2 separate regions of the Mus musculus genome follow, and region 1 is linked to region 2. The links are chromatin contacts, found by POLR2A ChIA-PET in ENCODE. All regions are on one chromosome and are shown on one strand. Each heading gives the region's core, a stretch centred on a gene start or an enhancer-like site at or near the end of the contact. The rest is flanking DNA. Distances are from core to core; before and after follow the strand shown. Region 1 holds the start of Jag1 (jagged 1). Region 2 overlaps Jag1 (jagged 1).

Region 1 (5,632 bases), core at 842-3,341, 36 kb before region 2:
TGGGACATGGGGCATGCATCATTGGATACAGCTTTACATTTTAAAACAGCTTTAGACCTTGGGACCTCAAGAAATATAGACTCTAAGACCACTGCAGTCTTTGTGGGCTATGTGGCTTTTCCACACCACCAATCCTTTGCTATAAAAGCGTTATTGAGCACCCTAACTTGGCGACTAGAGATGCAGGTAAGAAGTCCAATCAGAAGTGAGGACTGTTATATTTCTGGAAACTTTAGTGGGAAAAAAACAAAAACAAAAACAAAAACCTGTGTTGAATTAATGTTGAAAACGGGATGCTTTGCATTCGTGATCATTGGGTGGAGGAGGACTGGGCACACTGGAAAATGCCCAGGTGGCTGCTGTGTAGGCCAGGTGCTTCTGTGACCAGTTGCAAACTCATTCTGATTTGGGATATGCCCTTCCCAATTATGGATTAAGTTACTCGGGAATGGTTAGAATGAGATGCATTGCCATTAAGAAATCACCTATCTCAGGTGGTTAAAATGCCCAAGTTACGGAACCATCTTTGTTAGCCTGGAACTCAGCTTTCTCAACCCCATCAAGTGGTATGGGGCACTATCTATGCTGGGCCACTCTTTAAACGTAGATAACCACAAATAACCTGTGTTGTTATGTTGTCGTGTTCAGCATGTTGGAAACTGTTTTTCCCTTTACCCATCATGCCCTGATGTCTAGAAGGGTTGAGGCGCTAAAGCAATCTCGGAAAAATCAGAGCTTTTCTTCAGGACAGGCTCAACGCAAGTTAAGAAACCCTTTTCGTCCTTTAATGGAAATCTGTTTTCCTAAAGAGCTCCGTTTAAACCCGCCTGGAGTGGAGCTGGCAGAGACTTCAGCCAGCCTTTGGGTTCCCTTTGACCTTGATTATGACCAGGAGTGTCGCTGCTAATTGCGAGGCCTGCCTCAAGGTGGAAAATGGCATCGGTTTCCACCACCACCCAGGAGAAGCCAAGTTCTGTGGACCACGACAGCGGTTAGGTTCTTTTCAGGCCGCGTCTCGCCACCCAGAGAGCAGCGCGGAGGCCGCCTACAGGTGCAGTCCCGCCACTGCGCCCGGGCTGGAGGCTGGCGGAGCCCTCGGCGTCTCAGAAAGCCCTTCCCGAAGTCCGGGCTGAGCCCCCGGGTGCCCGCCGGCCACTCCCCCTGCTTCCCCCACGCCTCTGCCCCGGCGCGGTCTGGAAAGGACGCTGGGAGCCCCTCCGAGGCTCCACGGACATGGATTTGGGAAGGGATGGCGCGCGGCCGAGGCTTTCCCTCGAGTTTGCGGCAAGTCTGACTCCGGGAAAGTTTTTCAAAGTTCCCAGCAGAGTCTGCCCAGGTCGCCTCTGCGGGGCGAGGAGACGGCGGCGAGCGCGCCAGTCTCGCCGCCGCCAGCACAGGGCTCTGGGCTCGCTTGCTGGGAGCGGCCCGGGTTCCCGGCGGGCAGGCCCTCCTCCCCGGGGCAAAAGCCGCAGCTGACGCAGGCGGCTCCGAAGGCGGAAGCCGCCCGCCCCAACTGCTCCGGCCGTACCGCGGCGCCTACACCTGGGGCTTGCAAGGGAGCCCAGGCCGTGCACCGAGGGGGCGGTCCAGCGGAGGCGCTCTGGGCTTCTCAGAGCCATGGGCTCCTCCACGGTCCTTCCAGGTTCCTTTCTCCTGGCCCGGGCTCCCCGGGACACTGATCTGCGTGTGGGGGCCCCTCGGGCGGCCATGCCACCCGGTCCGTCCCGCAACTTCCAACCCCTTCTCAATTTCTCCCCTCCCCAACAACCCGGAGGAAAGGGGCGTGCCCAATAGATGGCACGCCCCTTATGAATATTAACAATCGCGCATGCGCCTTGTTCCGCGTGTTGAGAAGAGGTGGCCAGCCGGAGTCCCGGCTCCCAGACCGGCGCTCCGGGTCCCTTCGAGAGCCAGGCGGGCACGCGTCATTGTGTTACCTGCAGCCGGCCGGCGAGCTAGGCTCAGGTTTTTTTTTTTTTTTTCCTCCCCTCCCTCCCCGCGTTTCATGCAGCTGATCTGAAAGGGAATAAAAGGCTGCGCATAATCATAATAATAAAAGAAGGGGAGCGCGAGAGAAGGAAAGAAAGCCGAGAGGTGGAAGAGGGGGGAGCGCCTCAAAGAAGCGATCAGAATAATAAAAGGAGGCCGGGCTCTTTGCCTTCTGGAACGCGCGGCTCTTGAAAGGGCTTTTGAAAAGTAGTGTTGTTTTCCAGTCGTGCATGCTCCAATCCACGGAGTATATTAGAGCCGGGACGCGGCGGCCGCGGGGGCAGCGACGACGGCAGCCTCGGCGGGAGCACCAGCGCTAGCAGCGGCGGCGGCGTCCGGAGTGCCCGTGGCGCGCGGCGCAGCGATGCGGTCCCCACGGACGCGCGGCCGGCCCGGGCGCCCCCTGAGTCTTCTGCTCGCCCTGCTCTGTGCCCTGCGAGCCAAGGTAGGAGTCTCTCTCCCGCTCTTGCTCCCCGCGGTCCTCTCCCTTCCCTCGTGGCGTTCTGGACGGGAGCGGCTGTGGCTCCCAGTGCAAGTTCCGGAGCCCTTGAGTACAAGGCTCCCTGACCCTGACTTTTCACCCGAGAGGCAGCACCCGGTGAGGGAACGCTGGTTCCCCAGAGGGGAGCCCCTGGCCTCGAAAGATAAACTCCTCCAGGCTGGGCAAAATGCGATCATTACGTTCTCACGGTCCTTCGGGGCACTTGTCTTAGTTTTCCCGCACTTGTGTTTTTTATGCCCCCAAACCAGGTTGAGCCCTAAACCTAGTTTTTGCAAAATTATTTTCACTTGCCACCGAGGATCTTTGGCAGCCTGGGGTGTGTGTATTGGGGGTGGGGGGTGTCAAGGAGTCTCCACCTCCACCTTCAGAGAAAACTTTCTCATGCGTTGACCTTCCTTCCTCGCTGGCAGGTGTGCGGGGCCTCGGGTCAGTTTGAGCTGGAGATCCTGTCCATGCAGAACGTGAATGGAGAGCTACAGAATGGGAACTGTTGTGGTGGAGTCCGGAACCCTGGCGACCGCAAGTGCACCCGCGACGAGTGTGATACGTACTTCAAAGTGTGCCTCAAGGAGTATCAGTCCCGCGTCACTGCCGGGGGACCCTGCAGCTTCGGCTCAGGGTCTACGCCTGTCATCGGGGGTAACACCTTCAATCTCAAGGCCAGCCGTGGCAACGACCGTAATCGCATCGTACTGCCTTTCAGTTTCGCCTGGCCGGTGAGTGAGCGACACACCGACAGAGTCGAACGCGGGGCCGAGCCCTATATTGCCTTGAGAAGGATTTAATGCCACTTGAAACTTGGCACTAAGTTGAGAGGCTTTGGGGGTGGCAAGTTTGAGAGTCCAGACTACAGCTGGACCTGGACAAGATGAGACGGGCGGGTCTTCCATTCTGGGTGGTGTCTGCTTAGCGCAGCGAAATGGGGTCTCTGAAGAGCATTGCTGGGGGAAAGTACGCAAGGATGCTAATTTTATGCTTGCTACTTCCAGTTCCCACCCTCGACCAGGCGGTCATTATAGATGATTTCTTTGCTTAACTAATTAAAACTCGTAGTGCCCTGGAAGGCGACTGCGCATAGTCTGCCCTGCATACGCTGTCCAAGTTGGCACCCTCCCCTTTCCCGTGAGCCGCCCCGAGGGCGGGTGTGTCCTTCCTGCAGGGTGTGGGGGAGCAGGCTTCCCGCGGCTCTAGTGGGGAGATTTTAGTGTGTTGGAGGGGTGCTCTCCCAGCCTGAAGTGGCGGCTGCAGGAGGGGGGTTGTCTCCGGCTGGCGTCCAAGCTTTAGTCTGGGAACCTCCGCCCCCTGCCGGCCCCTTCCTCCCGCCCCCGCTCGGTGCAGCCCAGGCTGCCTTACTCCCAGCGGTTCCCCAGTTCTGGAACAGCTGTGTTTGCAAACTTCCCCGGGAAGGGCGGGCGCACTCTCTCGTCCGGAGGGCACCCGGCCTCCGCAAGCCCTTCCCGCGCCCTAGTAAGGCTTAGAAGAGGCAGCCCGCTATAAGTCGTGTTTGCGGGTGCAACTGCGTGCGCCCTCATCTCCCCCTTTTCCCTCGGAGCTGCTTGAGGCCGGCGTACCGCTGGCAGACTGCGGCAGAACCCTTGCAACATCCCAAAATGGGTGGAAGGAAGATGGGTGCGATTGCAGAAGGGGAGGAAAGGGAAATGGTGGGGGGTGTGCCCGTTGTCCAGGAGGCGTGACTCGCTGCCAGGACTGGTGCTCCGCCAAGCTTGAGCTCCGAGGGTGGGTGGTAAGAGGGGGAGATCTGTGCCCCAGAGGATTGCTTTCCGCCACGTGCTCGGATGGGGTGCGCTCTGCTGCCTCCTACCCGCGGCTTTGGGCTGTGATTTGAAACTCTGAAGAGGGGCGGGAGAGAAGCCTGTCTGGCTGTCTGTGTGTGAAGCTGAGCTGGCTCTTAATGTCTGCGTTTACAGGAGTTGGCCTTTGCTGTGGGTGCGATAAGACAGTTATCGAAAACATGCTATTAAAAAGGGTCTTATTTTGGCAGGGGACTGCCGCTGTAGGTGAAATCTCTTCAGATCTGAAGGCTGTGTCCGCTGTGGGATTTCACTTTTACAAAGAATGTTTGTCTTGTTTGTTAATCCCCTATTAGGGAGAACTTTAAGCTAAAGAGGTTGGCCACCTCTAAATCTGGCTGGGTCCATTCGAGCTTAGGGTGAGTACTGGCTGCCCTTGAGCTGTGTTTGGAGTTTCGGGAGGAAGGGGCCTGCAGGTGGTTCCACCCTCCCTAGGATCAGTCCGAGCCCCTCGCTTTTCACAAGACCATAAAAGGAATCTTATTAGTGATGTGGAAAGAACGGCAGGCCTGGCTGAGGTTTATTTTGGAGAGAGGGGTCAGGGGGAGGATGGCTTGGATGAAAGCAGACAGACTTGCTCCACAGGCTGGCTGGGGGAAAGTGACCCAGAAGTGTGGCTGTCTGCTTTTGACACCTGGAAGAGAGAGTTTCTCACCGACAAGGAGCAGAAATGGTGTGAGTGGATGGATGGAGGGTTGCCACCACTGCTGGGCTCCTACTGTTCAGTGCCTTCAGGCCCCACGGGTCACCGACCATGAAATAGACTCGGGTTTTCTAGAAAGAGGGAGCCCCACTGGGTCAGCACCGAGAATGTGGTTCTTTTTTGAAGCTGGGCCAAGTACATGGATCACTCCTAAACAAGTCTCCACACTGCTGCCCCCAAACAGGCCTCCTGCGAAACACAGGCTTTACTTCCGAAGAGAAACTCAAGTGGGGGGGGGGGGTGGGGTGGGTGTGTGTGTGTGTGTGTGTGTGTGTGTGTGTGTGTGTGTGTGTGTGTGTGTGTGTGTGTGTGTGTGTGTGTGTGTGTGTATAAACTCAAGTGGGGTGTGTATGTGTGTGTGTTGTTTTAGTTTATTTTCCTCAGTGTGGTTAGAGAACCGCTGCTGTCTGGAACTTCCAAGAATGGCTCCAGGGTGAGTCTTAGCTTCAATGAAAGCCTTAAGCTTCACAAGTGTTAGTAATGGGTCGCACAGCTTCATTCGCTTTGATAATTAACACGAGAGGCTTGTTTTTAAAACGGGCTGGGGGTGTAGCTCATCAAAATAGGTATTTGCCTACCATTCTTAAAGGTCCTGGGTTTGAATTCAAGCCCCACAAACTTAATTTT
Region 2 (5,514 bases), core at 1,081-3,580:
CATAGGTAGAGTTTGAGGGCACCGCGGGGCTTGTAGTTTCTTTAAACTGTTGTCCTATTCCAGTCTGAGGCTGTTGTTGACTTAGAATCCTGTGTTAATTTAAGTTTCGACAAGCTGGCTTCCACTGGCACTGGTAGTTTCTGTGGTTGGCTGGGAAATTGAGTGCAGCGCTCTCACAGCTATGCAAAAACTAGTGAATGTGCCCTGGTGTCCATTCCCCTGCCGCAGACACATCGGGCTCCCAGGAGCTGCCCAGCCCTAGGCCTGGAGCTTCCACATCTGCCAGCGGTCCTAATGGTGATGGCAGCCTTAGGATCATAGTTTTATTTATATTTATTGACTCTTGAGTTGTTTTTGTATATTGGTTTTATGATGACGTTCGAGTAGTTCTGTATTTGAAAGTGCCTTTGCAGCTCAGAACCACAGCAACTATCACAAATGACTTTATTATTTATTTTTTTTTATTGTATTTTTGTTGTTGGGGGAGGGGGGATTTGATGTCAGCAGTTGCTGGTAAAATGAAGAATTTAAAGAGGAAAAATGTGTCAAAGTAGAATTTTTGTATAGTTATGTAAATAATTCTTTTTTTATTAATCACTGTGTATATTTGATTTATTAACTTAATAATCAAGAGCCTTAAAACATCATTCCTTTTTATTTATATGTATGTGTTTAGAATTGAAGGTTTTTGATAGTGTTGTAAGCATATGACTCTTTTTTTTGTGAACTTTTCTCATAACGTGTTGCCTGTAAGCCAAAATTAAGGTGTTTGGAAATAGTTTCTCTTGAAAGGATGGGATAGGCTTTTTCCCCTGGGAATACTGATGGAATTTTTTTTTTTTTTTTTTTTTTTGTACGACGTCAGGTGTTGAAACACTTCCTTGATAGCATCACTTTAAGTTTAAGACACATTTTAAGGACTGACTGAGGCAGATTAAGAATTGCTCTAGAACAGGTTTCTTTCTTTCTTTTTTTTTTTTTTTTCCTCTTTCTTTCCTGCTTTAGACTTGAAAAGAGACAGGCAGGCGATCTGCTACAGAGCAGTCAGTTTTAAGGGAACAGACTGAGCTATATGACTTATGTAGCCAGAAAGTGACTGGTTGAATCTCATTACAAATATCAAATTAATTGTGTGAAGTTGGAAGCATCCCAATCTTACTTTGTAAATTCTGATTTATTTTCACCATTCGTTATGTAATGCTGAACCACTTGTAGACTTGATTTCGTTGTTGTTGTCTACTGCATTTAGGGAGTATTCTCATAAGCTAGTTGAATACTTGAACCGTAAAATGTCCAGTTAGATCACTGTTTAGATTTGCCGTAGAGTACACTGCCTGCCTTAAGTGAGGAAATCAAAGTGCTATTACCAAGCTCAAGATCAAAAAAAAGGCTTATAAAACAGAGTGATCCAGGTTCACCACCGGGACTGGGGAGATACTTGGTGTTTGTTCTATTAGTGTTATATGAACAGAAAATACATCTTTGATGTGTTGTTCCTGGCAATAAATTTTGAAAAGTAATATTTATTAAATTTTTTGTATGAAAACATGGAACAGTGTGGAGTCTTGTGAGCTTATGGAATCCTTGCTGGTTTTTCCATCCTGTGGTTGTTTGGCACTGCTCATTCTGCTCCATGTAGCATCTGAAAGGGGTGGGGGTGTGGGTGGGGGTGGGGTTGAAGCAAACAGCAAAATTTCTGAGTTCTCAAAAAACCCGTGAGGCTGCTGTGTAGGTGCGAGCTGTGGTGGGGGAGCCCCCGATTCTCTTGTCATTTGACAAGTGTGAATACTGCTGACATAGTGCTACTGGATTGCAGTGTGGAGATGAATGGTTTCGGAGCACTCACAGGGAATGCCCATTGCACAAACAGTGGTTTAAACAGCTTGGATTTGGCATTGAGCTGAAGGAGTGAGACTTGGCGCCTTCTCACTTTTTGGATTGGATTAATAGTGATTCCTTGCTGTCATTATACGCCACACCCTATGGCTTTATGTGTACGCTTATCCCCAGAGGGTCTCTTTGCCACAACGTGGGTAGTCTGATGTTAGGGTCCACCTAGTCACCACCTTGGCCCAGGGAATGAGTGTTGGGCTGCCTTACCACGCAGACCTTAGGAGCTGGGTATCCGACTTTCCAAGGGGGGCGGGGCGTGTTACAAGATCAAACTGCCTTCAATATCTGTAAATAGCAAAAGCCATAGCTCCCTGTGGCTCCAGGGGCCTTGCCCGTTCCCACACTGGGAGGTGCAGGAAGCTGGCCTCTGGTTCCTCTTCGGCAAGGGATGAGTTGTGGTGAAAGCCATGTGGACACGTTCCAGCAGCCGTGTAGAGTCATCAGGAGTTCCCTGTTTCTGGTTAGGAAGTCAAAGGTTACCTTTCTCAGAATGCTCTTTAGCAACCTAGCATCCAGGCCTGCCCACTAGCCCCTGGACTTAATGGTCTAACAAACTTGGTCACTCAAAGGTGAAGAGATATGCCCTCCTCCTGTACCCATCCCCCACAGGGAAGTTTTCTCTAACAGTCTAGGGGTTATTCTCAGTTAGGTAGCTCATTTCAGGATGGATGAAGAGTTTTAAATGTCCCAAATATCTCTGCATAGACAGACTATCAAGGGATTCAATGTCTCTTAACATCCCTAAGCTATATCCAACAGTGCTTTGTTTGGGTGCCTCACGAGGTACTTCAGAAGGAAGCAGCTAGTGATGAGTTTAGATTCCCACGACATCTTACCTTGGTGTAGCAATACCTTGTCATTAATCTCTGTCAGCAGACAGCTGGTTTCTGCAAGGTGGGGTTGAAGAGGGAGAAGCAGGGACCCTATAAGCCAGGAGACATTCTCGTTAGACAGCACCAGATTCCAATAGCATTCTGAAGTAATACCTTGTTCTGGTGGTTTGTAAACTTGGATTCTGCAGGACGCTAGAATTCCTTGGGTAGCTGCCAAGTAGTTTTGTGCCAAGGGGGGGGGGTGGGGAGGGGAGTTAATGAGCTTCTGCAGGCCTTCATTCCAGGAGGGAAGTGATCTTGAGATTCACGGATGTTGTCTTGACGAGTCTTTGGTCCCCGACATGGAGTCCTGGGAGGGCATAGGTCAGACTCCTGTGGGCACGGCTCAAAGCCAGGATCTTAATTGTGGAGAAAGAAGGAAGCCCGGGTATGCTGGGGTCAGGGGGTAGAAGAGAGGACTCTGGGAGATGTTCTAGCCCTTCTTAAAGAAGCTTTGGCAGAGAAAAGTTCCAGTCCCGAATCTCACTAGCTAAAATCCTAACGTTAGGGTATGTCATGAAATTCTGGAAAAGCATTACCCTGAAGGTGGTGGCGATTATTCTCATTGTCCCAAGTTTTTAGACAACTGGGGGCTGGGTTGGGGTAGGAGGCAGTAGGATATTTAACCTAACTAAATGCAAGTGGGATTGTCATGATAAGAAAGGCCTCCTGCTCTTTTGAATGCAGAACCCCAAGCCCAGCTCAAGACCCCATAGGATCAGAACTCACCAAAACTGGACTTTAGAATCTACATTTGTCAACAAGCTTTCTCCTCTGCTCCTTTCCCCCTTTGCTTACACACAGTAAAATTTGAGAACAAAAGTATACGCTCTTCATTAATTACAATGTTTTTCCTCCTTGTTAAATGGAATTAGATAGCCTGGAAGCGGGCTTGTTGCTAAATTACCACCTGACATCATTTTTAAGTAAAATGATTACACTGCCCCTTAAGCAAGCCATGGTCTGTATGATTCATCTTTATTAGCTGATCTGAGGGGTCAATGAGTCAAAGTTAACTTATTTAGCAACATTTCTTTGGTAGAAAGGAGCCAAAGAAAGAAGAGGGTGGGGGTCCCCACCTTCCTAAATAGTTCCTGCCTGCTTGTCTGCAAGTGAACAAGTAAGCAGCTAAACACCAGCTGCTTTTAAAGAAAAAGAAAAACAAACAAACAAACAAACTGTCCTGGAATGCCCATAGGAGTTTGAACTTAGGCTGAACGAAGCCCCACCATTTCCGTTTGGACTGTGGGCCGCTTTCTTGGCTCTCCTGGGAATGAGAAACAGGAGTTCAGAGGTTCCCGGCTGGGAGACATAAGTACTTGGGTTATGGGAAGCCTTCTCCTGCTAATGTGTATTTATACTTTGTGAGCTCTGATTCATCCAAGCATTGGAACACAGATCTGCTTCCTGAGGTTCAGTTTTTAAATAGATAGTTTGCAAAAACAACAATTATTTTTCTTAACCTTTTTTTCCTACCCCACAAGCAGCTAAACATCCTGGCTCAGACTATGTCAGCCTCTAACAATGCCAAAAAACAGCTCGGCTACCTAAGGTAGAAGGTGGCCCCTGAGGCAGGCCTTTTGAGGTTCTTGCCCCAGAAGCCTTAAAAACAAAGTTTAGAAGTCATTAGGACAATCCTGTTGCATCACCAGGACTGCATGCAGTGTTTCTGGGTGTACTAAAAAAGAATGAATTTTCCTTGGTGAGCAACTGCTTTCTGGGGGTTCTGAGAATGGCAAGTGAGGTTGTGGGCAGGTGCTTGTAGAGTAGAGGCTGTGTGGTTGCCTGGCAGGCAGGGGACCTAACACCTGCATGGCATCCTCTGAGACCATGTCAAAAGGGTGTGGCTCCCTTCCCTTGGACCTATGTTCTACCTGCACTACTTGCTCTTGCATGCCAGGCACAACCTCTCTGGCAGAGAGTGTGTTCCTTTCAAGTCCAAAGCGGCTTTTACAAGTCTCAAATTATGTATCATTATGCACGGGTCCAGTATTAACCTGTGATATGCAAGTCAGGGAAATTATCTTAGGGGAAAGGCTCTTAAATCCAGTAAGAAACCTGGATGGAAGTCTGCCTGTAGCCTCAACAACCCACTCCTCTGAAAATGTCCACACCCAGGGGACCAAGGGTTGAATTATTTATCCATGGAGCAAAACCAGATCCCAGCAACAGGAAAGGTACAGCTTTGTGTTAAAGCCATGTTGTCCTGCAGGGTGTGTGGAGCTCCTGGAGAGTCCAGAGACTCAGCTCTGCACTGCCCTTCTGATGACTACGTAGGCAGCCATACTGTCTGTCCCTCTGGGATTTGCAAAGGGAGAATGAAAAACTTTTTAACTTCATCTTCACAGAGATGTGTATGCAGTTGAAAAGCCTTCATCACAGACTTGCCAAAGGCTAGGATAAGCACTGATCTTCCCCGAGGATTCGAGAAGGGCAAACTGAGGCCTCAAGACACAGCAACAGCCTGGGCTCAAACTTGGAGCTCCTCCTTCCTGGGCTGCTTGGTTTAGGGCTTCATCTGGGAACTTAGGTTTCTGTCAGGATCTAGCCCTGGGTGATATCTCTATGAAGTGCTGTGATCAATGCTAAACAGGAAATAAACACGAAGGCTCATGGGTGCTACAGGGAGAAGCTACTGTGACATACTTTAGGTAAATTGGCATGGATTATAGTAGCTCCAAATCGGGGAGCAATGGGTGTTTTCTGCATCACAGGTGAAGTCCCAGCCCTTTGGGCTTTCCCTTTGTTC

Evidence for each region. ChIA-PET counts read pairs that join two places held with the same protein, here RNA polymerase II (POLR2A).
Region 1: POLR2A ChIA-PET joins it to region 2 with 36 read pairs in Patski. The contact joins the promoter of Jag1 here to the enhancer-like site in region 2. POLR2A ChIA-PET finds 5 or more read pairs at or near these places in 3 of 5 experiments (Patski and embryonic stem cell).

What each region holds. Positions count from the first base shown.
Region 1 is chr2:137,112,979-137,118,610 of GRCm38, reverse strand. It overlaps Jag1 (jagged 1), which reads left to right and starts at 2,091. Exons shown (of 26, transcript NM_013822.5): 1 at 2,091-2,434; 2 at 2,902-3,207. The coding sequence starts at 2,354.
Region 2 is chr2:137,077,492-137,083,005 of GRCm38, reverse strand. Jag1 (jagged 1) reads left to right here. Exons shown (of 26, transcript NM_013822.5): 26 at 1-1,555. It also overlaps a transcript of Slx4ip not described here. Among named protein-coding and RNA genes, the nearest start is that of Jag1, 36 kb to the left of the region's middle. Within about 2 kb of position 2,330, at least 1 of the 3 ENCODE cell types and tissues checked has a DNase peak (open chromatin) inside an H3K27ac peak, as active enhancers do.